Linked DNA regions of Homo sapiens: region 2 is linked to region 1. Evidence: read pairs that join two places in POLR2A ChIA-PET (ENCODE). Cell type or tissue: IMR-90. All regions are shown on one strand. Links, peaks and the distances in the headings refer to the core of each region. The heading gives the core; the rest is flanking DNA.

Region 1 (15,572 bases), core at 1,093-6,092:
GGATGGAAACACGGACCCACCCGAGCTCTGCCAGCCAGGCTCTTGGCCCTAGAGAGAATATTATTGGGAAAAAAATTAACTGCAGTTATGTGCTACCTCTTTCCAAACATTTTTAGATGGCTCACAGCAAGAGGCAACAAAGCTAATAAACCAGAAACAAAAGACCAGTACTAAAGAAGGAGGAAGCAGACATGTTCACTGTAAGGGTTAATAGAGCTGCTGGGAAGCTGAGCTTTAAGTTTGGCCCTGAGCTCCCTGGCAGCCAGGCAAAAAAAAAAGTCTGTTATGCAGCTCTCATGATCAAAAAGGAGGAAGCGTGCAGAGTTCTTCTAAAGAGATAAAGCTTTTCATTAAAAAATAACTACCATGTCCCCAGCTCCTACTGTGTCAAGTGTTCTGCCAGGAGTACTCACTTTATGACCCCTGATGACAACCACCTGTGAAAAACCTCATTTCCATATGAGGAAATGGGTCAGTGAGGTGAAGTGACTTGCTCAAATCAAATGGCTGGTAAGTGACAGAGCTGGGATTAGAGATTGTGCCTAGGTTATGCTCATCCATCACTGCGTGTCCCAGAAAATACGCTGGCTGGTGCTTTCTATAGGGAACTATGTGAAGCCATGAGCAAGCCTTGACGGAAACCTCATAGCAAATGCAGGTGCTGTTTTCTGTGGCTGTGTGCTTTAGTGACCTTGGGTAAAAACTGAGGGGTAACACTTTGCAGGACAACTCAGTGGAAGACTCCATGAAGGGGACAGGGTGTGGTCATCTTAGGGGGCCCAGTGTGATCTCTGTGGAGTCCTAGGGGATAGTAGAGAAGCTTGGTAGAGAGAGGCACAGAGAATGGAAAAAGGGTTTGGAAGAGATGCGGGGACTTCAGCCATCCCAGGCCCCCCTACCTCACCCTAGCCCCCCTACCACACCCCAGCCCAAGCTTACCCCTGGTGGGCGGGACCGGAAGCCATCCACCCTGAAGAGTGAGCAGTAACCGAGCAGCTGGTCCCCAGGGTAGAGTGCTGGGATCTCCCGGGGGGTCAGCAGTGCCTCCACAGTGTCGGGCACAAACCAGTCCACAGAGATGTCACTCAAAGCAGGCTCCAGTGCCTTCCGCAGAGCCTGTACCAGCTGTGGGGAGTGGCCACAGGGAAGACATGGGAAGGAAAGAGGTGTCATACGGCCAGACAGAGCAGGAAGGCTGCCCTTCCCCTGATGCCATCTGCCCAGCCCCTAAGCTGATGGGGCACAGGGCCAGGCTGGGGTCAGGAGAAGGAATGAGGGTAGGAGCAAGCAGGGGGCTGAGTGCTCAGCCCTCAGGATTTGGTCTGTCTCCTGGCCTGAGCTTTGCCACATGGATGGGGCAAGACTGTGAGGACGAGGCTCCGTTCCAGGACTAAATGGGATTCAGAGGGTGGTCAGAGACAGTGTCCTGACACCTTTGGCCTTCACAGCACCAACAGCTCTTCCCCTGATTGGAGTGGGGAGAAGGCCTGGTGAGGGCGCCAGGAGCCCCCATGGCCTGCCTGAGTTCTGTTTCAGACTTGATGTGTAACTTGGGAGAAAAACTTCCAGGTGTAGGGAACAGGGCCCAGGCTCAAGCTCACCATGGGCTGCAGCCTCTGCCCAGGCCTCAGGAAGTAGGCCTGGCCTCTGCTGAGGGCAGATAAACCCTGGAGCAGCTGGTGGCAGGTGGGCCCCAGCCCAAAGGAGAAGCATCTGATGAAGGAAAGGAAGCAGCTGTGATCTTCAGGAGCCCCTTGTGGGGGCTCAGTCTTACGCATCTGGTTCTGCCCATCCCATACCTGGCTGTCCCCCTGTGCCACCTCATGAGCTCCAGGGTTCGGTGGGTAGTGGCGGCCATGGGTGAGGCAGCAGTGAGCAGGAACAGCTGCCGAGGGTAGGCCCTGTGCTGGGGCTGCCCCACGGCCCAGTCCAGAGCAGCCAGCACGTCTGGGGGCCCACTCGGAACCTGCAGGGTCTCAATGCTCTCGCAGATCAGCTGCACAGCATCCTGGAGCGAGAAGGCACAGGCTGGGACGCACTGGGCTGAAACCTCTCTGTAAGGCCCCCAGATCCCTGGACCACACTCACATCACTGCAAGGCCGGCTCTCTGGGAAGAGTGGCTGCACCAACGTCCCAAACACGGCCAGGTTGATAAGCGTCTGGGGCGGGAGGGACTTCACAGCCAAAACAATGGCATCCTGTGGAGGGCCAGGGAGGGCGGCGTGAGGCCGGCCCCATGGGCCCTGATACAGAGCAAGGGAAGCCAGATCACTGCGTTATCCAGGCTGTGATTCAAGTGAGAGGCTGTGGTAACCTGGGAGAGGCCCTGGGTGTGAGGGAAAGTGTGCCAGTGAGCCCCCAAGTGTGTGTGAGAGACTGTGTGGGACTCTGGAGGTACACATGACTGTGTGTGGGACTCTGGAGGTATACATGACTGTGTGGGACTCTGGAGGTATACATGACTGTGTGTGGGACTCTGGAGGTGTACATGACTGTGTGTGGGACTCTGGAGGTATACCTGACTGTGTGGGACTCTGGAAGTACACATGACTGTGTGTGGGACTCTGGAGGTGTACATGGCTGTGTGTGGGACTCTGGAGGTACACATGGCTGTGTGTGGGACTCTGGAGGTACACATGGCTGTGTGTGGGACTCTGGAGGTACACATGGCTGTGTGTGGGACTCTGGAGGTACACATGGCTGTGTGTGGGACTCTGGAGGTACACATGAAACTTGAGTGTCCCTGTGATTGGAGTGACTCCCTGTGACTGAGTGCGAGTCTATGTGTGAGAGGCTCTTGGAATCCTGGAGAGATGTGTGTGCGTGAATATGAGCAAGAGAGCGTGACAGTGTCTGTTTGGCGGTTGGAGCAGGGCTGCTGTCTAAGGGAATCCCCTGAGGAGTTGCCATCTGCTTCCTCTTTGGAAGATGGTGTTTGAAGCAACAAGGTAACTCCTGGCTTCAAGAGGCTGCCCCCAGCCCTCCTCAGACCCACTGCCCCACCCAACCCCCAGGCCTGCCCACACCACACCCCCACGGGCCTTGTGTGCCACGCTGCTGCTATCCAAAAGGAAGAGTAGCTCCCGAGTAGCTGTCCCCAGGTGTCCGGGCTTGGAGCTCAGGTCTGGGCAGAAGCTCAGCGCCAGCACGGGGTTCAGCAGGATGTCCTTGTGGAAGCGTCGCTGCAGGAACCACACCTGAGCGGGGGAGTCCCAAGTCAGCCTGGGCAAGGCTTAGTGCTACTTTGTTGAGGGTGGGCAGTGGGACTGGCTCTGGGGCCTTTTTCTGTCTGATCCACCCAGAGGGGACATCTTTTTGTAGTAATTCGAATAAAGGCAGGAGCAAAGGCAGGTGGCTGTCTTCTGTTTATATCAGACCTAGCCTCCATCCTCTGAGACACACCCCAGAGAGATTCACATCGGCCCTCCAATGACAATACTCATCTGTCCTCTGTGATGGTTGGTGGCAGCTGTGGAGAGATCTTACCGAGAAAAGAGGCCTCCCCGCACCCATTCCAATGTAAGCCTGCTTGCCTGCTCCTTGTGCACAAATGCAGCCAAGGCCAGGGGCCAGGCCAGGCTCCTATGGCGGTACCTGCCGGTCCCCATCACTGTCCCTTCGCTGTAGCCTCTGAAAATCTCGGCGGGCCCTCACCCGGGCCTCATATTCTGCTGAGCTCAGGCTGCCGCCCTCCAGCATCAGGTGTGGCTGATGGGGCTCTGAGAGGAGAGGACACAATTCTGTCAAGGAAGGCCCTGCCTCTGGACCCCAAGTGCCCAGTTTCACTGTCCAGGAGGAGCCTGCAGGTCCAGCCTTCCTGCACCACAGGCTCTGCCCTCACAGATGACTCAGTCCATCTGGCTGGGGCCCAGAAACCTGCACTTAAGAAATGCTTCCCCCATTCATGTAGAAGCAGGTCAGAGCCGGCCCACGGTGTGTCCCAGTCTCTCACCACTGGGGTGCAGCAGGATCTCCAAGGCCCGGTCACAGTGGTGGCCCTCTGCCAGTGTGACACAGATGGTGGCTGCAGAGCTGGCATGAGGGGGGGCATCTGCCCGCAGAGCATGAGAGGGGCTCTCCAGGCCTGAGGGACATAGAGGCAGGAAGGGGAGATGTAGCCATAACACCTTCCCAGGGACAGCAAATGTTGGCAGGGGTCATGGCTGATTCAGTCAGCTCTCAGAGTCTGATCTATATGGGGTCAGATGGACGAGGGAGGATGTGCCTGCTTTCATGGGCTGGGAAGTAGATTCCAGCAGGGTTTCTGGCTGGTCGAAGAGTCATGCATCAGCCAGGTGCTGATTTAGCATTCACCCCCCACCTTCTGTGTAAGGAAAACCTACTTCATCACAGGTACTAGTCCCATTGTAAGTATCTCTCTTCCCACTGCTGGGTGGGATGAGATATAAATAAATTACCTTGATAAAATTGGGGTGTGTGTGTTGGGTAGAGGTGACCAGGGGATGCTCCCACCACTAACCCAGATGTTCCGGAGGCTGGGGTCCCTGTCTTTTTGTCCTGTGTCCCTCCTATCCCTGAGCCTTATTTCCCTTCCAGTCACTACACTGGGTGGAGTGGGCATCTGAAAAGAGGGCAGGCCAGCCAGATGCACCCACCTGCAAGCAGGCATGGCCCAGTCACCAGCATCTCGAAGGAGAAGGTATATGGGGCAGGGCAGCGGGCAGGGCCTGAGAACACGTCCCGAGGGGCAGCCAGCTCCTCCCAGGCCAGCCCTTCCTCCTGAAGGCTGCCCACCCCGAAGCAGCTGGTGGGGCTGGAAGGGAGCATGAGGAGGGTCACTGGGCCACTGTGAAGGCCCCTAAACCCTCCGGCTGACTGGCCCCAGCCCTTCCTCACCCTTCCCATCCCTGGGTACCCTGCCAGTGCCCCCTCACCCGCACTAGACCCAGAGAAGCCGAGGGAGGGACGAAGAGAATCACCATAGGCCCAACCTGTCGTCACAGAGCCCCGGAGGCCTGGGGGGCCCCGGCGGGCCTGGCGGGGCCAGCGGGGTGAGCACAGTGGGCAGGGCCACATGCAGCACCCCGTCAGGCCTTGAGGGCAGCTCCCGGCTGCTGTGCAGGGTCACCGTCATGGTGCCAGCCGCGGCGATAATGCCTGTGGGCAGCACCAACGTGGACCGGGCCTGGGCCAGATCCAAGACAAGATGACCTATGATGGGTGAGAAATGGGGTCAGAGCATGCTGGAAGCAGAGGAGAGGGAGGAAGCTAGATGTGGAAGCAGGCATTGGGTCAGGGAGCCTGGGCAAGGGGGACTTTGCGTGTTGGCACTAGGCTAATGCATTGGTGACGCAGGATGGAGGCATGAGATGAATGATGGCAGGAGAGGCAGACTAACTGTGAACAGATCTGGCTGTCATCAGGCAAGAGCAGCAGTGACATCCTTGCTAATGGAAGGCTGAGGAGAAGGGGCCATGTCCACTCTCAAGGCCCTGGGAATACCCACACCCTCTGCCCCTCTCCCCCTGCCTGCCTCTTTCCATTCAACCCTTGGCCACCATCCCTTGTGGATAGACATCTCCCTGTGGCCTGGGACCCCACTCTGCTCATAAATTTCCTGCTCCTGAACCATCAGGAGCTCCCCCATTGCCCACTAAGGTGGCTCCAGAATTCTCTACTCCTCCCGGGCAGGAGGAATAGAGAAGCAGGAAGCAGGCTGGAGGACATAAAGCTCCATTTGCACACTGCACACACTGTTTTATTTAGCTCCTAGGTTTGTTTGGGGACTGGTGGGGCTGCTAAAGGAATAATGACCAGCCATGTACAGTGGCAGCTGTGTACACCACCGACGTGGTCTGGCCCCAGCCCACGTTCACAGCCCTACTGTACCTCACTTCCTCACAATGACCAATTGTTCATCCTTTCAATAAATACTTGCTGAATAACTGAAGGGAAGAAAAAGATGGAAGGAAAGAAAGAAAGGGGCTTCCATCCCAGCCAACCGACACAGTGGAGACAGCACAGCATCAAGTTTTAAATATCAGCTCGGTGACCTCTAATTGAGTCCTTTGGCAGCTCTCTTGTTCTGAGGAGCCTGTTTCCTCATCCATAAAGTGGGGATCATAATAACTCTGTGATTGTGGTGAGGAACAAATGAGGCAATGTATGCAAAGCACCCAACATATAAGTCAGTGACCCCTGCTATGACTTTCATCCCCCATAACAGGAGGAAGGGGGATTATCCCCCTTCCATCCCCCATAACAGGAAGAAGCCTGCATTACCCACTACTTGGGATTCAAATGAGGTGATACTAGCGATTGTAAACTGTAAATCACTATAAACATGAGATATTTTATTGTCATTACCCACTGTAACCTACTTATAAGCATTTGCTTATACTGTTGCCCCTACCTTCCACTTAACTGAGTCCTACCCTTTCTTGCAGTCAAATGCTGGCTCTACCTCCTTCTGGAACATTCCTGGGGCCTCAGCCCAGAGCTCACTCTAGCCTCTAACCACAAGCCCCTAACGTGCTGGGCTTATGCCAGCTCTCAACACCACTGGATTCTGTTCCTCTTCTTCTTACCTGGATTGCAAATCCCCTGGGCAGGAATCAAAGCCATGTATGAATGAATCAATGAAAGAACCAGGTGCAAGCACAGCACACAGCACAGGGCTGGGCTTCTGTCCCTTCCCCGGGCACTCGCTGGGCCTCATAGTGCCAGGTTCTGTGTGAGGTGCTGGGATTTGGAGATGCTCCAGCGGGGAGACAGACAGGCAGATCTGTGACAATGACTCCCCCTGTAAGTGCCATAACGAGGGGGCACAAAAGGCTGGGGAGCCAGGAAACAGTGCAGCTATTTGTGGGAGAGTCAGGGAGGGTTTCCCTAGGAATGACGTTTAGTGGATCTTAAAGGACAAGTAGGAATTTGCTCAATAGAAGATGGAAAGACAGAGCAGAGAGTTGGGAAAGGACCTGTCAGTCAGTGTGGCCAGCGGCAGCGGTACCTGGTGTATGGGGTCGCTGGGAGAGGGATGGAATGGGGTGAGAGCGAGGGCCTTGGCTGCTAGGCACAGGAGTCTACACTTGATTCACTGGCCCACGCGGGGCCGGATTGAGGTGTGCAGCCTAAAATAGTAAGGGGCCGGAGGGGACCACCAGGGGAGAAGGCTCCCTTTGCAGCCCCCTAGAGAGACCGGTCTCCTGGGCTGTAAGGGTTGCTGGCGCCCCCGCAAGCCCTGTGCTGCCTGCTGTGTCTGTCTCCCAGGCTGTGAACCTCCGGGCCATGTTCTCCCAGCACCTGGCGCAGGTCAGGTGCCCAGCCCACGACTGCTAAATACCAGGATGAGCCAATGAATGCACAAGGCAGTGCCCGGAGGAAGGCGGGGGACGGGCGGAGGCCGAGCGGATGCGGGAGCCTGAGCTGCGCCCGGCTTTCAGGAGCGCGGGTGCGGGCGCGCGGAACTCACCCTGCGCGCAGCGGCGGGGCGTCGGGGTCCCCAGCCCCGGGCCCAGAGCGCGGCAGCAGGCGGCCTGCGAGCGGCGCCGGCTCTGCAGCTGGAAGGAGACGCGCCGTCCGGCGGCCTCGGCCTCGAAGCCGGACACCACCTCGGCCTCGGCCAGCGGGTACACGAACACGCCTGGGGAGGGCGGCGGGAGGCGGCGTCGGACCCTGCCCGGCGCACCCCCCGCCGCGCCCGCGCCCCACCCGGGCCTCACCGTCCACCGGCTGCGGCTGCGGGTTGCGGTAGGTGAGCCGGGCCCGCACGCTGAGGCAGGGGCCGTTGGCGCAGGCCCGGACCCAGGAGTCCGTGAGCGGCAGCGGCGTCCAGCTGGAGGGGCAGTACAGGCCGGGCATGGCGCCGGGAGGCCGGCCCTGCGGGAACGGGCCGGGGAAGCTGGGCGCAGGGTGACGGGACGCCCACCCCGCGCTCCAGAGGCCAGCGCGAGAGTCTCACTCCAGCACCCGGACGGGGCCTGCCGGGGCGCGAGGCCGAGCGGGAGCTCCTGAGGGCGACAGGTGGCGGGGGAGATAAGGGGGCGGCAGGCGTGGTGGCGAGGAGGGCATCCTCACGCGTTACCTGGGCAGCCGGGCCGCGGAGGGTTAATGATTAACGCGCGCTTCGGCGCCCAGCAGTCCCGCCGCGGCTCCCCCGGGGGTGGGGGCGGTCACAGCTGTTCCACCGCCCACTCCCAACCTCGCAGCCACCCCCGTACCTGCCGGCCCCCCGGGGCCCCCCGCGGCCGCCAGCTGTCGGAAGCGGCGCGGGTGGAGATGGAAGATGCTCCGGGAAGGCGGAGGTTTAAAGGGCCCGAATCCCCCCGGAGGCCCCCGGCCCTGCGAGGGATCGCGGGGGCAGGGTGGATGGGGCGCCGAAAGGGCCTTGGTCTTTCTCTCCCTGGTGCCTCATCCGACGGGGGTGCTGGCCGGAGTGGAGGGGTTAAGGGTGGGAAGAACGAGCTGGGAAAGCGAAAAGAGGGGGTCTTTGGGAGGCAAGCCCGGGAGAGGTGTCGGGCCAGGGAGAGTCCGTGGGAGCCGCCAGGTTACCGCTCCCTACCCCGGCAGAGCTGATGTGGGAGGAGGGGGCACCTGCAGTGGCCGCGGCCCGCGCAGGGGATGCCGCGGGCTGGCTCTGGGGATCGCCCCGCTCCCTGTGGCAGTCTCAGCCTCACCGTCGCGCCCTCCGCGGAGTTCTAGGTGCCCACGGGATCCGTGTGGGTGGTGCCGCCTCTGCGCTCCGGGTGGCCCTCGGTCCCGGCACCTGCCGGCCGCCAGTTCGTGACTGTGGCTGCAGCGGCTCTGAGTCCCGGCAGGGGCGCGGGCCCTGCCGGCGGTGGTCCCGCCCCCGTTCCGAGAGGCCGCCCCTCCAGCCTGCCCTGGCCACGCCTGCTGCTGCTGCGGCGGGGCTGGCGCTCCCCCCTCCTTCGGGCGCGGTACCGCCTCCGCGCCAGCCGCGGCAGCCCGAGCCAGACTGGGCACCGCAGTGCAGGGACCGCGTCCCCGCCGCCGCACGGATCCCCGTCACTGCAGGACCGAGGCCTCAGAGACCCCACCCTTTCCATTCTTCAGGAATCAGGCGTCCTGCAAGTGCCACCGACACTGCCGCGACCCCAGCTATCCCATTACCACGACGGCATCCCATTCCCCAGCCCACCCCACCCCCTGCCCTGGGTTGCTTCCCATCGCTGCAGAGACCCTCCCTCCTGACTGCAGCGAACCCCCCAGCCCCCCATCACCGTCACCGCAGGACTCTTCCCCCAAGAAGCTGGCCCCTTTCCTTTGCAAAGTGCTCTTCATCACTGCAGAAAACCTCCCCCATCCCTGCAGGTACTTTTAGTTCATGCAGCCACTTCAGTGACCACTCACTCCAAGCAGGGATTCCTCATCACTGCAGCGACCTCCTCCCACCCCCAAGCAGCCGGCCTTGGCATCGCTGCAGTGCCAACCACTTCTGCTGGGGTGGGAGGGTGTGCACAATAGCGCCCTCAGCCTATAACCCCTTGGTCTCTTCAGCTGTGCGGGCCTTGGGAGTGAAGCCTTCTAGCCTGAAGAGCCTTCTTATGGCTGCAGACCGTCCCCTCATAGCAGTGACCCCCACCCATCACCGCAGCCCTGAAGAGAAAACATCTCTGCTTGTCAGGAGGGCCCCTTGTTATTGGCAGACTTTGCATGTGCTTGACAGTGTTATGCTGTCAAAAAGTAGGAAGGTCCGGAAAACCTCTCCCAGGTCCCCCAAGGAAGAGTCTGAGAGCCCTGGGGAAGTGAGAGGAGATGACCATGTTTGGGGATCATCCATGTAAGCTTTTTGGCAGATGCCATACTGAGATTCTGCAGAGAGAGCTTGAGGAGAGCTGGGGATGGAGGACAGCCAGTAGGAAGTGAGCTTTCGAGTCGGGCCCATGGTTCTCACTCCTCCGCATTAACTCTCTCCTTCTGATTTCAATCACTATCACCAGGGATCATCCCCCCGGGGGATCCCTGCCTCCTTGAGTATCTGAGCCCTCAACCCCAACCATCTCCTTTGCTCACCCTACTTAGCATGGTGGAGAGAGCTTGACCTTTTCCCAGGGAATTTCATGGGTGGAAATGCACAGGAATGATACAGGGAGCACAGACACAGTCACACGTACCCAACACACAGGGAGCTCCAGCTGGGTCCTAGCCCTCTTTCCATACTACCTGGGTCATGGTTCCATTCACCTCTCTCCCCCTTTCTCTACTGAGTCTGTTCTCAGCTTCATCCTGAACGAGGGTCCCTCTTTCAGGCCTAGGGAGAAACAGTGGATGGGCTGATGGTCCCTCCAGGTGATCCAGGGCCTCAGGTAGGACCAGCCCTGGCCCTGAGGGCCTCACAAAGGTCCAGGCAGTGGCCACCTTTCCACAAGCACCTTGTGCTCTGCCCCTTCTACAAATGAACCAAGAGCTACATGTAGCCCTTGGACAAACATGAGGTTGCAAATAGCAGTCATTAGGGAGGTCTCCGACACATGGAAATGGAAAAAGAGGTCCTTCTGTTTGGTCCTGAGGAGAGCTTAGATGTAAGACAGCCTCCCAGGAAGATAGCATCCCTATCAGAGACCAGACACACACACTGGCAGAAGTCAAACTTTGCTGCAAAGCTGGACCAACCCTGAGATCTTGCTAGGAAGGTCTCCTTAGCTGAGGCAAATGGAGGGAGAGACAGGTGAATGGCTCCACAAAAAGCATAGGGCACCCTGCAGGATGAGGGGCAGGGGGTGGGGAGCCAGTGCTGGCTGCCTGGCACCTTGGGTGGGGCAGTAAGAAGGGTCTCTGAGGCCCAGCTGGAAGGCCCTCTGGTGGTGAGGCAGCAGCATGACAGCCAAGGGCAGAAGGGGACAGCACAGGAACCAGATTCCAGATCTGAGGCCGGGCTGAGGGATAGCATGGGGTGGGCTACGTGGTAGTCATAGGAGAATAGATGATATAGATGATATACATATAGATATAGATATATAGATATATTTTTTGAGACAGAGTTTCGCCCTGTCGTCCAGGCTGGAGTGTAGTGGAGCGATCTCGGCTCACTGCATGCAACATCTGCCTCCCAGGTTCAAGTGATTCTCCTGCCTCAGCCTCCTGAGAAGCTGGGATTACAGGCGAGCACCAGCATGCCTGGGTAATTTTTTGGATTTTTAGTAGAGACAGGGTTTCACCATGTTGTCCAGGCTGGTCTTGAACTCCTGAGCTCAGGCAATCTGCCTGCCTCAGCCTCCCAAAGTGCTAGGATTATAGGCATGAGCCACTGCGCCTGGCCCATAGGAGGATATTGAGCTGAAAAGACTTAGCTTCTGCCTAGGAGAGTCTCACACTTTAGTGAAAAGGGCAGACAAATATACAGTTACAGTAGCTTGAGATAAGTGCTGCATTACAAGAGTAATAGTAATGGATATTATAAAAGCTTTTAACTGGCTGGCGGTGGCTCACACCTGTAATGCCAGCACTTCAGGAGCCTAAGGCAGGAGAATCCCTTGAGGCCAGGAGTTTGAGACCAGCCTGGACAACATAGGGAGACCCTATCTCCATAACAATTAAAAATTAAAAAACAAATCTTAACCAAGGGTGGTGGTGATGTGGGGAATAGGGTGAACCTTAGGGAACTGACTTAGAAAATGGCACTCAGCCAGGTCTTCTTGTTGCAAAGCACAACTCAATTATCTCCTGCTTGTGGGCTGCCTGTCGGCCTTTGGAGGGCAGAGGTCTTATTTCCCCAAACTATAGATGATCTACCCTCTCAGATTGGAGCTCCAGAAGAGATATACCTAGAGAAAAAGAGGAATTTTGCCTCTTGCTGTCTAAAGCTTGACTTCCAAAATCCCAGCCCCTGCCTGAAACCCAAATTGGAAGATGGTTTAGTTCATTAATTCATTTGTTCACTCAAGAAATATTTCTTGTTGAAGCCTGCGGTGTGCTAGAGCTGGAACTACAGCAGAAAACAAGACAGTGGTAGCCCCTCCCCTCACGAAAGACGTCAATTAAACAATTAATTTTTAAATTTTGTATTTCAAAATAACTTCAAAACTTCTACAAAAGTTGCAAATAAAGCATTTTTTTCTGAACCATTTCAAATTAAGTTTTACACATCCGACCTCTTTACCCCTAAACACTTCGGTTTGTCTTTTCTTTTCTTTTTTTTTTTTTTTTCAGAGACAGGGTCTCACTCTGTCACCCAGGCTGGAGTGGAGTGGCACAATCATAGCTCACTGCAGTCTTGAACTCTTGAGCTCAAAGGATCCTTCCTCCTTGGCTTCCCAAAGTACTGGGGTTACAGGTGTGAGCCACCATGCCCAGCCAGTTGGTGTGGGGGGGGGTAGTTTTTTTTATTTGTTTGTTTGTTTGTTTGTTTTGAAACACAGTCTCACTGTTTTGCCTAGGCTGGAGTGCAATGGCTCAATCTCAGCTCACTGCAACCTCCGCCTCCCGGGTTCAAGTGATTCTCATGCCTCAACCTCCAGAGTAGCTGGGACTACATGTGCACGCCAGAATGCCTGGCTAATTTTTGTGTTTTTGTTTTTATTTTTATTTTTTGAGATGGAATCTCACTCCGTAGTCCAGGCTAGAGTGCAGTGGTGCGTGTGCAATCTCAGCTCACTGTGACCTCCACCTCCCAGTTCAAGCGATTCTCCTGCCTCAGCCTCCCGAGTAGCTGAGAATACAGGCACCCACCACCATGCCCAGCTAATTTTTGTATTTTTAGTAGAGATGGGGTTTCACCAAGTTGGTCAGGCTGGTCTCAAACTCCTGACCTCAAGTGATCTGCCTGCCTCAGCCTCCCAAAGTGTTGGGATTATAGGTGTGAGCCACTGCTCCCAGCCTTTAAGAGTCTTCTACTGGGAGTAGTTTCTCCTTTTTGTCTTTTGTGATACTGACACATTTGAAGAGTACTGGCCAGTTGTTTTGTAGAATGTCCGTCAGTTTGAGTTTGTCTGTTGTTTCCTCATAATTAGATTCAGGATATGCACTTCCCATAGGAACACCACATAAGTGACGTTGTACCCTTCTCACTATATCTCATTGGGAGGATGTACATGTCAGTTACAGTTACTGGCGATTTTAACTTTGATCCTTTCAATAAGGTGGTGTGTTAGGGTTCTCCAGAGAAAACAGAACCAACAGAGATTGAGAGAGAGAGAGAGAGAGAGAGAGAGAGAATACGTATATATAAAATAAGGAATTGGCTCGTGTGCTTGTACAGGCAAGTCCAGTGCGGGCTGGCGGGCTAAAGACCCTGGAGACCGGATGGTGCAGATGAAATTTGGAGGCAGCCTGCTGGAGAATTTCCTCTTTCTCATGGAGGTCCATCTTTTTGTTCTGTTCAGGCCTCAAGTGATTAGATGAGGAACATTGTGAAGGTTAACTCTGGGTCTTAGCTTGACTAAATTAAGGAAGACCTATTCAGAAGCCGGGGCCAGGCGCGGTGGCTCACGTCTATAATCCCAGCACTTTGGGAGGCCGAGGTGGGCAGATCACCTGAGGTCAGGAGTTTGAGACCAGCCTGGCAAACATGGCAAAACCCTGTCTCTATTAAAAATGCAAAAATTAGCCAGGTGTGGTGGTGGACAACTGTAATCCCAGCTGAGGTGGGAGAATTGCTTGAGTCTGGGAGGCGGAGGTTGCTGTGAGCTGAGATCACGCCACTGCACTCCAGCCTGGGTGACAGAATGAAACTCCAACTCAAAAAAAAAAAGAAGCCTGACTATAGTCTGGAAAAAAAAAAGAAGACTAGAGAAGCGGTAAAACATTCCTTCGGGTGCATCTGTGAGGGTGTTTCTAGAAGAGATTGGCATGTGAGTAAGTGGACTGAGTAGGGAAGATCTGCCCTCATTGTGGGAGGGCACCATCCAATCTGCTGGTGGCCCACATAGAACAAAAAAGGAGAGAAAAGAATTTCCTCTGTCTCCTTCTCCTGGAGCTGGGACACTCCTTTTCCTGCCCTTGGACATCAGAACTCTAGGCTCTCTGGCCTTGAGACTTATACCAGAGGCCTCCCAGGTTCTCAGGTTGTCGATGGCCTCAAACTGAGAGTTACGCCATTGGCTTCCCTGGCTCTAGGCCTTTGGATTTGGACTTGGACTTGGACTGCCACATCCCAGGGTCTCCAGCTTGCAGAGGGCTGGTTGTGGGATTTCTCAGCATCCATAGTCATGTGAGCTAATTCGCCTAATAAATCCCCTCTCATCCATTTATCTATTTATCTGTCTGTCCATCCATCCATCCATCCATCCATCCATCCATCCAACCATTCATCCATCATCTATCCCCTATTGGTTCTGTCTGTCTGGAGAACTGTGACTCATACACCCACCCATATTCTGGAGGGCAATGTGCTTACTCAAAATTCACCAATTTCAGTGTTAATCTCATTCAAAAACACTTCAAGTTGACACATAAAATTAACCATCACGGGTGTTGCTTGCCAGATTTCTCCACTATAATGCTACTATTTTTCTTTTCATAATTAAATAAGTACATTTGTAGGGAGACAATTTGATTGTATGTAACTATTCCAATCGTCATCAAAGTTTCACCCACCAGTTTTAGCATCCATTAATTACCTAAATAATATTTTACATCAGTTTTATTGAGGTATAATTTACATGTAGTAAAATGCACTATTTTTTATTGTGGTAAAATATACATAACATAAAATTTGCCATTAGTGATATTTAGCACATTTGCAATAGTGATTGATTGATTTTTTTTTTTTTTTTTTGGAAATGGAGTCTCTGTGGCCCAGGCTGGAGTGCAATGGAGCCTTCCGGGCTCACTGTAACCTCTGCCTCCTGGGTTCAAGCAATTCTCCAGCCTCAGCCTCCCAAGTAGCTGGGATTACAGGCGCCCACCACCACACCTGGCTAATTTTGTATTTTTATTAGAAATGGGGTTTCACCATGTTAGCCAGGCTGGTCTCAAACACCTGAGCTCAGGCAACCTGCCTGCTTCGGCCTCCCAAAGTGCTGGGATTACAGGTGTGAGCCACCCCTCCTGGCTCCATTCACAATATTGTGCACTCATTCACCTCTATCTAGCTCCAGAACATTTTTCTCACCCCAAAAGGAAGCCTTGTATCCATTAAGCAGTCACTCTCTATTTCCCCTCTTCCCAGTCTCTAAAAACCACCAATATGGCTGTCTCTGTAGCTTTGCCTATTCTGTATATTTCATATAAATGGAATCCTATAATATATGACTTTTTGTGTCTGGTTTCTTTCATTTAGTATAGTGTTTTCAACATTCATCCACATTGTAGTATTAATCAGTTTATTCCTTTTTTTTTTTTTTTTTGAGACGGAGTTTCATTCTTGTTGCCCAAGTTGGAATGCAGTGGCATGATCTCGGCTCACTGCAACCTCTGCCTCCCGGGTTCAAGCAATTCACCTACCTCAGCCTCCCGAGTAGCTGGGATTACAGGCATGCATCACCACACCCACCTAATTTTTTTGTATTTTTAGTAGAGACAGGGTTTCTCCATGTTGGTCAGGCTAGTCTCAAACTCCCGACCTCAGGTGATCCGCCCACCTTTGCCTCCCAAATTGCTGGAATGACAGACATGAGTCACCACGCCTGGCCAGTTCATTCCTTTTTATGGC
Region 2 (15,598 bases), core at 6,387-11,386, 530 kb after region 1:
CAGAACCCAACTATTATGTTTTATGTTTAAAGCTTTTTTTTTTTTTTTTTTGAGACAGAGTCTCGCTGTCTCCCAGGCTGGAGTGCAGTGGCGCGATCTCAGCTCACTGCAAGCTCCACCTCCCGGGTTCACGCCATTCTCCTGCCTCAGCCTCCCGAGTAGCTGGGACTACAGGTGCCCTCCACCACGCCCGGCTGATTTTTTTTTTGTATTTTTGTGGAGACGGGGTTTTACTGTGTTAGCCAGGATGGTCTCAATCTCCTGACCTCGTGATCCGCCCGCCTTGGCCTCCCAAAGTGCTGGGATTACAGGCATGAGCCACTGCGCCCAGCTGTTTAAAGCTTTTAAAAAGTAAAAGTAAGGTCTTGTTTCTTCAGCCTTCTCCATTTGGTCTGCAATTAATTTTAGACAGCCTCAGAAAATCTTGGGCTGTTACATAAAAAAGACAACTTTAAAAAAAAATAAACTTAATTTATTCTTCCTTAATGCAGATAGGAATCTAAAAACACCTAATTACACATGAACCTAGAATCAGAGGTGGATATAGCCCAGCAGATACCTAAACTTGTCCTTGTACCATACTACTTCCTCATCAGGCACCTGTCTTCCACAGTTTGCCAAGAGTCATAGGAGATTATCTACAAAGATGAGTCCCCCTCCAGCATCATCCTCACTTATCCATTCTACAGACTTCATAATCTGTATATTCTTATCCTACCTTCCAAGTAATCTCAAGAATAACGGTGGCTCCCACTAAAATGGCTGGGGATCCTTGAAGAAAAGTTATTTTTATTTTATCCTCACTTAAGGGACTTAAAAAAAAAACCCTCTCTTTGACTTTTGGTGTAAAACTGGAAGACTAGGAAGAGAAAAGAGAGGAATTTGGGGAGGGGGTGGGCAGAAAGGAAGAAACCAACAATGAGTTCATTTGTGCTGCCAAGATAATTCATTTTTTATGCAGCCTTTAGAATAAAGCTTTTCTTGTTGCATGTGGGCATATATTTGAGCTTCTTATAAACACATTTAAGAGGATTAAGCTCTATACTGGGCATTTAAAAATAATCCAGGTCTGCTTCTGTCTCACAAGAATAATAATGTGTAATGTGCACATGTCACATGCAAGTAACTGCTAGCTAGCTAAGACTAGGCACATCTGCTGAGGCATGCTCTCATGATGATATAATAAATAAGTGAACAGAATGTGTAACAAATGACCAATGATAACATTACCTTCTGGACTCTTCTTGTCTGACTTGTAGATTTTATGAAAAGGAAACATGAGCAGTTGTTAGATATGGTCAATTCAACTTGGAAACAAAATGTCCAGCTAATCCTCTATAGCTTCTGAATCAGCTGAAATTGAAAATACTGAGATGGTACTAGGAACTGCTAGGAAAAAAATCTGTTATCATATACAATTTGACTGTGAGAAAGAATTTTCTCTATACTCTGAGACAAAAACTGAATACGGAAATAAATGTAACGCTGCGACTAAAATAAGACTACTGTCATCCATTTCTCCAATTTAAACTTTTTATCTCGGGTCAGGCATGGTGGCTCACGCCTGTAATCCCAGCACTTTGGGAGGCCGAGGTGGGCGGATCACAAGGTCAGGAGATGAAGACCATCCTGGCTAACATGGGGAAACCCCGTCTCTACTAAAAAAAATACAAAAAATTAGCCGGGCGTGGTGGCGGGCACCTGTAGTCCTAGCTACTCCGGAGGCTAAGGCAGGAGAATGGCGTGAACCCGGAAGGTGGAGCTTGCAGTGAGCCGAGATCACGCCACTGCACTCCAGCCTGGGTGACAGAGCAAGACTCTGTCTCAAAAAAAAAAAAAAAAAAAATTTATCTCATTAAAACAGCCTCATTATAAAAAGTAAATGTGGGCAAGATGCAGAGGCTCAGGCCTGTAATCTCAGCACTTTGGGAGGCCAAGGCAGGTGGATCACTTGAGGTTAGGAGCTTGAAACCCACCTGGCCAACATGGTGAAACCCCATCTCTACTAAAAACACAAAAATTAGCCGGCCATGGTAGTGCATGCCTATAGTCCCAGCTACTCGGGAGGCTGAGGCACGAGAATCTCCTGAACCTGTGAGGAGGCAGAGGTTGCAGTGAGCCGAGATCATGCCACTGCACACCAGCCTGGGTGACAGAAACTTTATCTCAAAAAAAGAGTAAATGCTTTCAATTTAAATATAGAAAATAAATGATTTTTTCCATAAGTAACACAAGAAAACAAAGCTTTATAGAAGTAAATGCCATCAATTAAAACATACCATATCCATTCAAATAACATAACCAAGTCTGAGTTTTTGACAAAGGTTAGAAACCAAAAAGAAAACCAAACTTTTTTTTTTTGAGACAGAGTCTCACTTTTGTCGCCCAGGCTGGACTGCAATGGCATGATCTTGGCTCACTGCAACCTCTGCCTCCTGGGTTCAAGCTATTCTCCTGCCTCAACTGTCTGAGTAGCTGGGATTACTGGTGTGTGCCACCACTCTCAGCTCATTTTTTTATTTTTAGAAGAGACGGGATTTCACTATGTTGGCCAGGCTGGTCTCGAATCTCTGACCTTGTGATCCGCCCACCTCGGCCTCCCAAAATGCTGGGATTACAAGTGTGAGCCACCGCGCCTGGCCAAAAAAAATTTTTTTAGAGACAGAGTCTTACTCTGCCATCCAGACTGGAGTACAGTGGCACAAGCATAGCTCACTGCAACCTTGGAATCCTGGGCTCAAGTGATCCTCCTGCCTCAGCCTTCCGAGTAGATGGGACTACAGGTGTGTGCCCATACCTGCTAATCTTTTTATTTTTTAAAGAGACGGGGGTCTCACTATGTTGCCCAGAGTGGTCTTGAACTCCTGGCCTCAAGAGATCCTCTGGCCTTGGCCTTCCAAAGTGCTGAGATTTGTAAGCCACCACCCCTGGCCCCAAACAAAACATTTAATGTTTTATACTTTAAAATAAAACCCAAGAGAAAAATAATTTTGAAAAGAAAATTGTATAATAAAAACCATAAAGATGATGTAATGTACAGTCACTGGAAATTCGAGGTCTTAGCTCTCGAGTCAGGGAAGATGGAGAACCCCAGAAGCCAGTCCTAGAACTCTACCATTGTGTTTTGCAAACACATCATATAAGATGTGGCCAACAACATGGTGAAACCCCATCTCTACTAAAAATACAAAAATTAGCTGGATGTGGTGGCGAGTGCCTGTAGTCCCAGCTACTCGGGAGGCTGAGTCAGGAGAACTGCTTGAACCCAGGAGGCAGAGGTTGCAGTGAGCCGAGATCGTGCCACTGCACTCCAGCCTGGTGACAGAGCAAGACTCCGTATCAAAAAAAAAAAAAAAAAAAAGTGGCCAATTCTTGAGGAGAAAGGAGTAAAATCTGATAAATTAGACACTTGAAAGATTTGCCATATATCATATGAGGTATCATCTCAATAATTCTATGTGCCTCACATCATTTGAATATCAGAACCACTGAACTTGGGGCTCTCACTCAAGACTTCCCATCTGGTTTAAAGTTGGGGAGGGGGACGCCGGGCATGCTGGCTGCTCACGCCTATAATCTCAGCACTTTGGGAGGCCAAGGCGGGTGGATCACGAGGTCAGGAGTTCGAGACCGGCCTCATCAACACGGTGAAACCCCGTCTCTACCAAAAATACAAAAAATTAGCTGGGCATGGTGGCATGCACTGTTATCCCAGCTACTCAGGGCAGGAGAATTGCTTGAACCCGGGAGGCAGAGGTTGCAGTGATCCGAGATTGCGCCACTGCACTCCAGCCTGGGTGACAGAGTGAGACTTCGTCTCAAAAAAAAAAAAAAAAAAAAAAATAGGTGGGGAAGGGGAGTAGTACAATCATTTTCTATCTGCTTCCATACAGACAGGCATTCCTAAGATGCTGATAATGATTTCATAGTTCCTGGCCCTGTCCTTTCTACAGTCTTAAAAGAAAATACATTCTCTTTTGTAAACAAGACAACCAGTGTTCCTTTATTAAATATCTGAATAAGACTCTACAATCCATTTTCCATTAGCCAATGACATTTCAAAAATGTCTCAAAAGTCCAAACCAGAGGAATGGACGAACAAATCGTGGTATACTCAATGAACTCTTGATGCAGGCAACAACAGAAATGAACCTCAAAATCATTATGGCAAGCCAAAGAAGGCAAACACAAGAGTACAAGCTAAATTATCCCACTTAAGTTCTAGAAGAGACAAATTAATCTATAGTGAAAGAAATGAGAATCATAGTTGGAGGTGCTGGTGTTAGGGACTGACTGGGAAGAGGAATGAAGACTTTTTTCTTAGAAATATTTTATTCAGGTTGAGTATTCCTTACCCAAGATGCCTGGGACCAGAACTGTTTCAGATTTCATACTGTTTTGGATTTTGGAATATTTGCATATACATAGTAAGATATCTTTGGGAAGGAACCCAAATCTAAACATGAAATTCATTTACGCTTCATAAATATCTTACACACAGAGCCTGAAGGTAATTTTATACAACATTTTAAATAATTCAAAACATAACACAAAGTTTTGACTATGTTTTAACTGACCAGTCACAAGGTCAGGTGTGAAATTTTCCACTGTGGCATCATGTTGGTGCTTAAGAAGTTTCAGATTTTGGAGCATTTAAGATTCAGATTTTTGGATTACCAATGCTCCACCTAACTTTTTTTTTTTTGAGACAGAGTTTCGCTCTTGTTGTCCAGGCTGGAGTGCAATGGCACAATCTCAGCTCGCGGCAACCTCCGCCTCCCGGGTTCAAGCGATTCTCCTGCCTCAGCCTCCTGGGTAGCTGGGATTACAAGTATGCGCCACCGCGCCGGGCTAATTTTGTATTTTTAGTAGAGACGGGGTTTCTCCATGTTGGTCATGCTGGTCTCGAACTCCCGATCTCAGGTGATCTGCCCGTCTTGGCCTCCCACAGTGCTCCACTAATCTTAATAAGAGTGTAGGTTAGATGGGTATGTATATCCAATTGCAAAAACACCCAACTGTACACGCAAAATCTGTATTTCACTGTCTGTAAACTATACCTCACTTTAGAAAAGGACAATAAGAATATTTTTCTGATCATGTCATCCCCTGCTTGAATCCTTCAAATAGCTTTTCATAACATTTAGAACAAATTTCCATTCCTTAACATGACCTAAGAGATGTGAACTGCGCCCTGTCTCCCTCTCCATCCTTAATCTTTAAGATCCAGACAGGTTGGTTTTCTATCCCTCAAATATACTCCCAATTTTCCTTTGAGCTTTTGGAATCATGGCTCCTTCTATCTGGAATGCTCTTTTCTTAGGTTAGCTTAATCAGATTCCAGCTGAAATCTCCCCCTTATCAGGGGCCTTCCTTGACCGTGCCCCATCCAACACAGCTCTCCCTACCTTCTCCCTCCAAAGTTCCTGGAAGTGCTCAATATTACTATCTGGAAAAATAAATGAAGGATTTTTTTTTTTTTTTTGAAACAGTCTTGCTCTGTCACCCAGGATGGAGTGCAGTGGTGCGATCTTGGCTCACTACAAGCTCCGCCTCCCGGGTCAGGCCATTCTCCTGCCTCAGCCTCCCGAGTAGCTGGGACTACAGGCGCCCGCCACCATGCCTGGCTAATTTTTTTGCATTTTTACTAAAGATGGAGTTCCACCATGTTAGCCAGGATGGTCTCGATCTCCTCAACTCGTGATCTGCCTGCCCCGGCCTCCCAAAGTGCTGGGATTAGAGGCGTGAGCCACTGCGCCCAGCCATAAATGAAGGATTAACTAAAATATCTGCCAAAATATAAATGACCACAGGGAACATAACTACTACCTTACATTAGTTTTCATCATTAATCTATTTGTTGATATTGCTACATCTTTAAAGGCTCTTTAGCTAAATGTTTAAAAGAATGTACAAAGTTATTATACACAGACACATGCAAACAAAAAGACAGTAAGCAAGGCAATATTAATAATAGAATTCAAGGCAAAAAAAATAACATGATAAAGATGATGTTATTAAAGGCACAATCACAAAAATACATCTTAAACTATACATCCAACAATATAGTATCAAAATACATACAACAAACAGAAAAAGGAAAGTTTAAGAAATCACACATCTCTATATAAAATTTAAAAGATTAAGACAATTTATAAAAATACAGATGATAGGCCGGGCGTGGTGGCTCACGCTTGTAATCCCAGCAGTTTGGGAAGTTGAGGCAGGTGACTCGCTTGAGCTCAGGAGTTCAAGACCACCCTGGGCAACACAGTGAAACCCTGTCTCTACAAACAATACAAAAATTAGTTAGGAGTAGTGGCAAGCACCTGTACTCCCAGCTACTTGGGCAGCTGAGGTAGGAGGATTGCTTGAGCCCAGGAGATGGAGCCTGCAGTTAAGCTGAGATCGCGCCGTTGCACCTCCAGCCTGGGTGACAGAGCCAGACCCCGTCTCAAACAAAACAAACACAACAAACAAAAAAGATGATATAGATATATATCTGGTAATTAACAAGCCAGAATTAACAAATACACACAACTCTGAACCCAACAGAAAAAAATCTTTTAAAAATATCTATAAAAGTTCATTAAGGTCGGATGCAGTGGCTCATGCCTGTAATCCCAGCATTTTGGGAGTCCAAGGTGGGTGGATCACTTGAGGACAGGAGTTTGAAACTAGCCTGGCCAATGTGGTAAAACCCCGTCTCTACTAAAAATACAAAAATTAGCTGGGCATAGTTGTGGATACCTGTAATCCCAGCTACTTGGGAGGCTGAGGCAGGAGAACTGCTGAACCCAGGAAGTGGAGGTTGCAGTGAGCCGAAATCACGCCACTGCACTCCAGCCTGGGCAACAGAGTGAGACTCTGTCTCAAAAAAAAAAAAGTTCATAAAATGTAAATCATACAGTAAGATATGAAGAAAGTCTCAAATTACTGCAAAATGTAGAAATATTACAGCCACATTCTGATCTTAATAAAAATTAATATTAGCTCACCATGATATGGAAAATAAGACACTCTTCTAATAACTCATGACTCAAAGAAGAAATTAAAACTAAAGTAACAGACTATTTAAAAACTAACGAGAACACAGTATCTCCAAACCTATGGAAATGTGGTCAAAAGTCACCATCAGAGGAAAATGGCAAACAAGCTTTCACTGCAAATACACATACAAATCCAATCCAGCAGGGTATTAAAAGCATAATGCATCATAACTGGAAAGTTTTATTGCCAGCAACAGAAAAAGAAACAAGCAGAACGAACAAAGGCTAAATCCTAAAACCAAAGTGGGGAGATCTAGAACGAAGGGGATTTGTACTACACAAGTCTACTGTTGAAGCTTTAGGAAGCTTTTTTTTTTTTTTTGAGATGGAGTCTCACTCTGTTGCCCAAGCTGGATTGCAGTGGCGCAATATCGGCTCACTGCAACCTCTGCCTCCCAGGTTGGAGTGATTCTCCTGCCTCAGCCTCCTAAGTAGCTGGGACTGCAGGCACCCACCACCACATCTGGCTATTTTTTATTTTATTTTATTTTATTTTTTTAGTAGAGGGAGGGTTGAACTCCTGACCTCAGGTGATCCGCCTGCCTCAGCCTCCCAAAGTGCTGGGATTACAAGCGTGAGCCACTACGCCTGGCCCCTTTAGGAACATTTTAATGAAACTGACTTTCAGTAATCCAAATACATATGATCCATTTCCTGAATTCTATTTTGAAAACTAAATACGGCAGCAGCTTCACCCCAACACCATCCACTCTTCCCAAAGACTGTTCAATGTACACTCTAAGAATATATATCCATTTTAATATTATACTGAGAAAATCATTAGGCATGCAGAAGCCCTATCAAAAAAATCAAAATCTATATTTCAATGTCAATTAAAATTTCTCCACCTATTTAAACATTACTCTTAACACTGTCACCTCCCTTTGATACAAAGAACTGAAAAAACAAAATACACCTGATCGTCTTTCCAAAGTTATGCTCATTTTGTAACAGAAGGAACGAGAAGTTATCTATTAGGTTGGTGCAAAAGTAAAAACCACAACTACTTTTGCACCAACCTCTATTAAAGGACAGACTCAGACCAAGGGAACTCTAGGAGACAGAAGATTCTGTTATGATTTTCACCAGAGTTAGTACCGACAAAAAAATGCTATGCTAATTATTCTAAGTCAGGTCTGACACACAAAACCTTTTGAATATGTTCCCATTTGCTGGCTAACATATCACTTTTTCTTTAACTCATCTGGCATCCAAAACAAAAACAGATCTTTTAAGTAAAAATAATCAAAATTTTATACTGGACCTGAATGGCGAGAAGCTGAGCGATCTGGTCATTAGGACTGACGTGATGTGGGACATTTCTAATAACATGTAAAGAGCTGAGCAAAAGACAGCTGAGCTCAAAAACACTGTCTCATTATTTCAGTCTTATATATTTCCAGGTCAAAAACACCAACTTTCCTATAAATAAAACGGCTTTAAGACTACACAATTTGCTAATATGGTCAGCCCCCAGAATCCATTCTGGCCAGTACGCTGTCTACAACCTTGCAAACTAGCACACAGAAGACTGTAGGATAAAACAGCTCCTCTAAATTATCCATGCCACTGCTTCTCTCCATTAATGCACCTGGAAAGCTGACTTTAGGTAACTTTTACCATTCCCTTTTTTTTTTTTGAGAGAGAGAGTCTTGCTGTCGCCCAGGATGGAGTGCAGTGGCGCAATCTTGGCTCACTGCAACCTCCGCCTCCCGGGTTCAAGAAATTCTCCTGTCTCAGCCTCCGAGTAGCTGTGACTACAGGCGCACACCACCACGTCTAATTTTTTTGTATTTTTAGTAGAGACGGGGTTTCACCATATTGGTCAGTCTGGTCTCGAACTCCTGACCTCAGGTGATCCACCCGCCTCAGCCTCCCAAAGTGCTGAGATTATAGGCGTGAGCTACAGCACCCGGCCACTTTTACCATTCCTTTACCCCACCGGTTCAACTTTCTTTTTCTGGAAGAATGAGGCATGTGGGATGTTTAAGGGGTTTGAGATTTTTAAGGTAATTTTTTTAATTTTTTGAGACAGTGTCTCACTATGTCGCCCAGGCTGGAGTGCAATGGCACGATCTTGGCTCACTGCAACCTCTGCCTCCCGTGTTCAAGTGATTCTCCAGCCACAGCCTCCCAAGTAGCTGGGGTTACAGGCACGCACCACCACACCCGGCTCATTTTTGTATTTTTAGTAGAGACAGGGTTTCTCCATGTTGGCCAGGCTGGTCTCGAACGCTTGACCTCAAATGATCCACCCGCCTTGGCCTCCCAAAGTGCTGGGACTACAGGTATGAGCCACCGCGGCTGGCCTGATGCAGATTGTTTCCATATCATCTGTTCTGTAGTAGTTAGGGGGAAAAAAAGCTTTCGAAGGCTGGAGTTCACTTCATGGATGAGTCGGAATTTGATTCTTGAAGGATGAAGAGCATTTCGGTAAGCGGAGAAGGTAGAGGTGAAATATGAGCCCATTGGAAAGTAACTGTGAGATGTTCAGGCATGTGAACTTTGATGACTGCAGACATGGAGAAGTAGAACTAGTTCTAGGCAAGGGCTGTTTATCCTGCTTGTCTGAGGAGTGAGCTGTGGGGAACCTGTTAAGTGGTTGTAATGAAAGCTGAGGGTGAGGAGAATGCAGTGGGGAGGGGCTTGAACTTTACCTGCAGTGCTTCTACTGGCGATTGTTATGTATTTTGTTTTTAAGTTTTAATTTATTTGAGAGTGTGGATATACTTTTTTAATTGAAATATAATTCACTTAACTTAAAAGGTACTGTTTTAGGCCAGGCACAGTGGCTCATGTGCCTGTAATCCCAGCACTTTGGGAGGCCAAAGCAGGAGGATTGCTTGAACCCAGGAGTTTAAGACCGGCCTGGACAACATAGGGAGACCTTGTCTCTACTGAAAAAGAAAAAGAAAAAAATTAGCTGGGCATGGTGGTGTGTACCTGTAGTCCCACCTACTTGGTAGGCTGAGGTGGGAGGCTCGCTTGAGCCCAGGAGTTCAAGGCTGCAATGACCTACGGCTGCATCACTGCACTCCAGCCTGGGCGACAGAGACAGACCCTGTCTCAAAAAATATATATATTGACCGGCCGGGCGCGGTGGCTCAAGCCTGTAATCCCAGCACTGGGAGGCCAAGGCAGGCAGATCACGACGTCAGGAGATCGAGATCATCCTGGCTAACATGGTGAAACCCCGTCTCTAATAAAAATACAAAGCAAAAAAACTTAGCCAGGCGAGGTGGTGGGTGCCTGTAGTCCCACCTACCCAGGAGGCTGAGGCAGGAAAAGGCGTGAACCCGGGAGGCAGAGCTTGCAGAGAGCTGAGATTGCGCCACTGCACTCCAGCCTGGGCGACAGAGCGAGACTCCTTCTCAAAAAAAAAAAAAATTTATATATATATACACACACACACACACACACATATATATATACACACACCAGTTAAAAGAGTGCAATTCAGTGGATTTCAGTATATTCACAAAGTTGCACAAAAATCACCACTATCTAATTCCATAATGTTTTCATCACTCCAAAAAGCAACCACTTACCTCTTAATTGTCACTCTCAATTCTCCTCTCCCTTCATCCCCCTGGCAACTACTTTTTGTGTGGATAAACTTGCCTGTTTCTGGACATTTCGTATAAATAGAATCATACAGCACGTGGCTTTTTGTATCTGCCTTTTTTTTTTTTTTTTTTTTTTGAGACGAAGTCTCCCTCTGTCGCCCAGGCTGGAGTGCAGTGGCGCGATCTCCGTTCACTGCAACCTCCACCTCCCGGGTTCAAGCAATTCCCCTGCCTCAGCCTCCCGAGCAGCTGGGATTACAGGCCTGGGCAACAGACTGTGATTCTGTCTCAAAAAAAAAAAAAAAAAAGAAAGAAAAGAAAAGAAAAAGAAAAAATCTGCTTCACAAGTCTTGTTTTCTGTGAGAAAACTGCATCAACTCCCACCATCTACTGGGTATCACGACAGAAAACAGACTGAAAGCAGAGCAGGACCAAAGGCAGGGAGATAGGGAACAATCCAAGAACGTGGCAATGAACATTCAAATAAAAATCCGTAGTTGATGAGAAGAGGACAGGACCAACTATTTCTGAGAATCTATTCTAAGAAAATACAGGGTAATGTACATCGTATGTGGGCTACACTCAGAGATCTACAACCTAAATGTTAATTCTCTTCTTCCTATGGATTTTATAATAAAAAATAACCCACAGTAAAATATCATGCATCCACTGAATGAACATGAAGCATTTGAAACTGAGAAACATGTGGGGAGAACTCTGCATGCTGTATGTCAAGCTACCTATTTTTAATATCTAAAGAACTTTTGACAATCAATTAGGAAATAACAAAAGATGACAGAGAACAGGAAAAGAAATTCACAAACAGCCAATAAATGGGAAAAAAATGTTCAAACATACTAGTAATCAATAAATGAAAAAAACACAAGACACCATTTTTCATCGATTAAGTTTAGTTTTGGGGCAGATGGAAATGGGGCACTTTTTTTCTAATTTGCACTCATTAGTTTCATTTCCTCACATCCGGTTCCCACCTCCCACTTCCAGAACTATGGACAGGAAGACCAATGACCAAAACCAATAACCACCGTGTTGCCAAATTCAATTGACAATCTTAATGAACATCTCAGAAGCCCTGATAAAAGGACCAATTCAACATCTTCCAGAAACACCTCTTTTGGCTGCCATGATACATGCCATTTTGGTAGGAGCTTTTTCTCCTACCTCACTTGCTGTTTCCTGCGTCCTTTCCCCAACCTTCTTCCTCTACCAGACCTAGAGGTATTTGAGTGTCTGCGCCCTTTTCACTTCTCCACACTCTTTCCCCTCAGTGATCTCACACAGCACCATACCTTTGAATATCATCTACGTACAGATCACTCCCAATTTTTTTTTTTTTTAAGAGACGGGGTCCTTCCTGCCTTGTAGCCAAGGCTGGTCTAGAATATCTGGGCTCAAGCGACCCGCCTCGGTCTCTCAAAGTGCTGGGATTTCAGGTGTGAGCACCGCGCCCAGCCACTCCCAGATTTTTATCTCTAGCTCTAGCCTCTCTCCTCCTTGAGTTCCAGCCCTCTACATCCAACTGCCTCAACACACCGACTTCATAACTAACATGCATCTAAAATTTAATACATCTAAAATAGAATTCGTTTTTCCCACCTCAAATTTCTCTCTTCCATTCTTCATCTCAGTAAACAGCACCACCACCTACTCAGTTGCTCAAAACAAAAATCAAAAAAGCAAAGATTCCCACCATTCCCTCACCAATCCAAGTCTTGTTCATTCTACCTTAAAACATTTAAAAATCTGTTTATACTTCCCCATCTCCCTGCCACGGGCCTAGTCCAAGCTACTGCAAAGAGCACAGTAACTGACCTCGTAGGTTCCTCCCCAGCCCTCTTCCTCTACATAGCAGTCGGATCATGCTACTCGCCTTCTCAAAACCTTCAAAGGCTTCCCGGGAAAAACTAAACTCCTTATCAGGGCATCATCTGCCCTATCTTTTAAAGAGTATACACAAACAGGAATATACATCCAAGGGTAGTATCTCTAGATCGTAAAACTGCGGGCATTTTTCTCTGGCTTTGCTTGTATTTTTAAATTTTTCTACGCTGAATACCCTCTACTCATTAAGAAAGGGGAAATGATATTGCTGAATTCTATATAATATTATACCGCATTTTTTACATGTGAGCGAGAAAAGGGAATGGAAAACGTGGGTCAACTCTGTAACTGCTGAATGCTTAGATGAAAATACTAGCCAACATCAAACTAAAAAAAAATGATGTGTCAGGCCTGTAAGATTGCTGATGGCATTTCTCTTCCTCTGGTTTCTATTTCTTAACATAATCACATTCATGATGGAGAAAACCTCATTGTCTTCTGCAGTCTGGCCACAGCCCTTCAAGCCAGCCTTTCCTGCAGGAGTCCTCACTTTCCGAGGCTTCCACTCCGCCCCGCACTGCCCGCAGCTCCGGCGCGTTGGCCCCGGCCCCATCCCTGGACCCCCAAAGCCTCTCTGACCCCTCCCCTCCATCCCAGGGAGGCCCGGTGGGGATGGCGACAGGTTGGAGGGGCATTCCAGGATCCTTTCGGTAAACCCACGACTTTCTGGTGCTGGGGCCAAATCTTGCCTCCAAGGCCAAGAGCTTAACATCCTAAAAGCTCCGGCCGCTGTGGCTCGGGGTCCCGTATCCCCTCAGCGCAGCGCCCCGCTGAAGAGGAAGCCCCCAACTCACGTTCCAATTCCAGGCTCCCGCTTCTGCGGCTCCCCGGCCCGCACCTGGGATCCTCCCTGCCCTCCCCTCGGCCCCGGGGCCTCACCGGGTCCCGCTGCCGCGCTGCCTGCCGATGGGGGAGGGGCGCGCACGTGCCCGCGCCGCCCCCGCCCAAACAATGCCCCGGAGAGCGGGGCGCGCTCCCGGCCGGTCCCTTCCTGCGCCCGCCAACACTCACCCTTTCTCCGGGTCTCCGGCTGCAGCGCGGGCCCCGCCGGCCGCCGCGAGAGAGCACGGCGAGGTGAGAGAGCGGGCGAAGCCCCGCGGAGCTGCCCCGCCACAAGGCCCCAGCGACCCCCGCAACCTGCGGAAGCACACGGCGCGGTGGAGCCCGCCCGGCGCGTTCCGCCCCGCACGTCAGCAGCTGGGCGCGTCGGGGCGCGCGCGGCGGCGCGCGCGGCCTCGGGGCGGAGCTCCCAGGGATGAGGGCGGGGCGGGGCGGGGCGGGGCTGGTCCGGGCTGGGACCCCGGCCCGCGAGGGCACTTCCTGGGCAGTGTGGGCGTCGATTCTTGCAAAGGCACAGTCGTCCATCACTTTCCTGCCCCAGAAGATGGCGAATTTCAACCCCAAGTTTGACAGAATATTCATTCTGCCGGCGTGTATGAGCTTCCCTATTAATCACAATAGTGACTATGATGTTTGTGTGTGCCATCTTTGTGCCAACCCATGTGCTAAGTGCTGGGTATACAAAATAACAGTAGTTATTTCTAGCCCATTTTACAGATGAAGAAACTGAGGCAGGGAAGGCTTGAGACTTATCTCAGTCACACTAGCTAGTGACAATCCAAGTCCAGTTTTCCACCTAAATATCACTTGAGGCCAACATTCTCTTTCGTTGTAACTCTACCACCCTACCCAAGACCCTGTAATCTCTCTGCCCAAGACTATGAATAGCCTCCCAACTGGTCTTGGGGAACTTCTGTTCCCCTTCAATCCCTTCTCACTGTATAACGATTTACTACTGGAGCTGAGTGGTGGGTTTAGGAAGTTCACTTTTTTTTTTATACTTTACATACATGTTACCAAATTTTTAATGTATTTAATGTTTTTATCAACGCATAATAAATATAAGTGGTGTTTTGTTTTTTGTGTTTTTTTTTTTTTTTGAGATAGAGTCTCCCTCTGTTGCCAGGCTGGAGTGCAGTGGCATGATCTTGGCTCACTGCAGCCTCCGCCTCCCGGGTTCAAGCGATTCTCCTGCCTCAGCCTCCCAAGTAGCTGGGATTACAAGGCGCGCGCCACCACGCCTGGCTGATTTTTGTATTTTTAGTAGAGACAGGGTTTCACCATGTTGGCCAGGCTGCTCTCGAACTCCTGACCTTAGGTGATCCACCCGCCTCAGCCTCCCAAAGTGCTGGGATTACAGGCGTGAACCACCACCCCCAGGCTAATTTTGGTTTTTTTAGACAGGTCTCACTATCACCACAGCTAGTCTCACACTTCCGGGCTCGAGAGATCCTCCTGGCTGGGCACGGTGGCTCATGCCTGTAATCCCAGCACTTTGGGAGGCTGAGGCGGGCGGATCACCTGAGGTCAGGAGTTCAAGACCAACCTGGCCAACATGGTGAAACCCCGTCTCTACTAAAAATACAAAAATTAGCCAGGTGTATTTGGGCATGCCTGTAATCCTAACTACTTGGGAAGCTGAGGCAGGACAGTCACTTGAACTCGGGAGGTGGAGGTTGCAGTGAGCCATTGCACTCCAACATGGGCAACAAAAGTGAAACTCCATCTCAAAAAAAAAAAAAACTAAGAAAGGCTTCCTTGAACCTTAAGCTAAGACTCAAGAGATAATAGGAACTGGGGAGATAAACAAATTTCATGGAGAAGGGGGTGAGGTCACAGGTCAGGATGAGTGTGTTGGTGTTCCCCTACTCTTAGGGTTTAACAGTGAGGTGGAAAGCATAGAAATACCCAGATAAGTGCCAAGAAAGCTAGAAGCTGACTTCCCTTGGTGTAGCTTGGAAGGCTGTCCAAGTCTGTGAGAAGGCTCACACAGTAGGGCTTGGGAGCAGGCCATGGCGTTGGGAGGAGTCTGCAATAGTGCTGCTGGAGCGCTGCAGCTTGCACATTTAGGTATGTCAGAATTCCAGACTTCTCTTGTTGCTCCCTGCCTGGCATGCAGAAAGTAGCATGGTTAAGAGCCATGGACAGACCAATAGGCACTGTGCCAGGGGGCAGGTTTCCTAAAGCAGAGGCCTTGTGGTGGGCTGATGGCCAGGGAATGGCTACAGAACGTAGCTAAGA

The links. Peaks named below come from ENCODE experiments on the same cell type or tissue, not always from the same donor. Only the 100,000 strongest peaks of a DNase experiment are listed, where the experiment ranks them.
Region 2: POLR2A ChIA-PET joins it to region 1 with 11 read pairs; 1 of 35 experiments calls an interaction of 5 or more read pairs at or near these places.

The regions. Positions count from the first base shown.
Region 1 is chr3:184,222,779-184,238,350 of GRCh38, reverse strand. It overlaps VWA5B2 (von Willebrand factor A domain containing 5B2), which reads right to left and starts at 8,766. Exons shown (of 20, transcript NM_001390846.1): 1 at 8,638-8,766; 2 at 7,684-7,971; 3 at 7,434-7,604; 4 at 4,954-5,173; 5 at 4,618-4,775; 6 at 3,954-4,085; 7 at 3,596-3,720; 8 at 3,043-3,198; 9 at 2,089-2,199; 10 at 1,800-2,008; 11 at 1,602-1,713; 12 at 940-1,125; 13 at 1-48. The coding sequence starts at 7,822. RefSeq lists a silencer at 8,659-8,998. In IMR-90, for the core only: no CTCF peak of the experiment used is centred there; a DNase peak (open chromatin) is centred at 3,860; H3K27me3 peaks cover 2,399 bases.
Region 2 is chr3:183,695,924-183,711,521 of GRCh38, reverse strand. It overlaps YEATS2 (YEATS domain containing 2), which reads right to left and starts at 13,725. Exons shown (of 31, transcript NM_018023.5): 1 at 13,529-13,725. RefSeq lists a silencer at 13,351-13,820. In IMR-90, for the core only: no CTCF peak of the experiment used is centred there; no DNase peak of the experiment used is centred there; H3K4me3 peaks cover 214 bases; H3K27ac peaks cover 290 bases.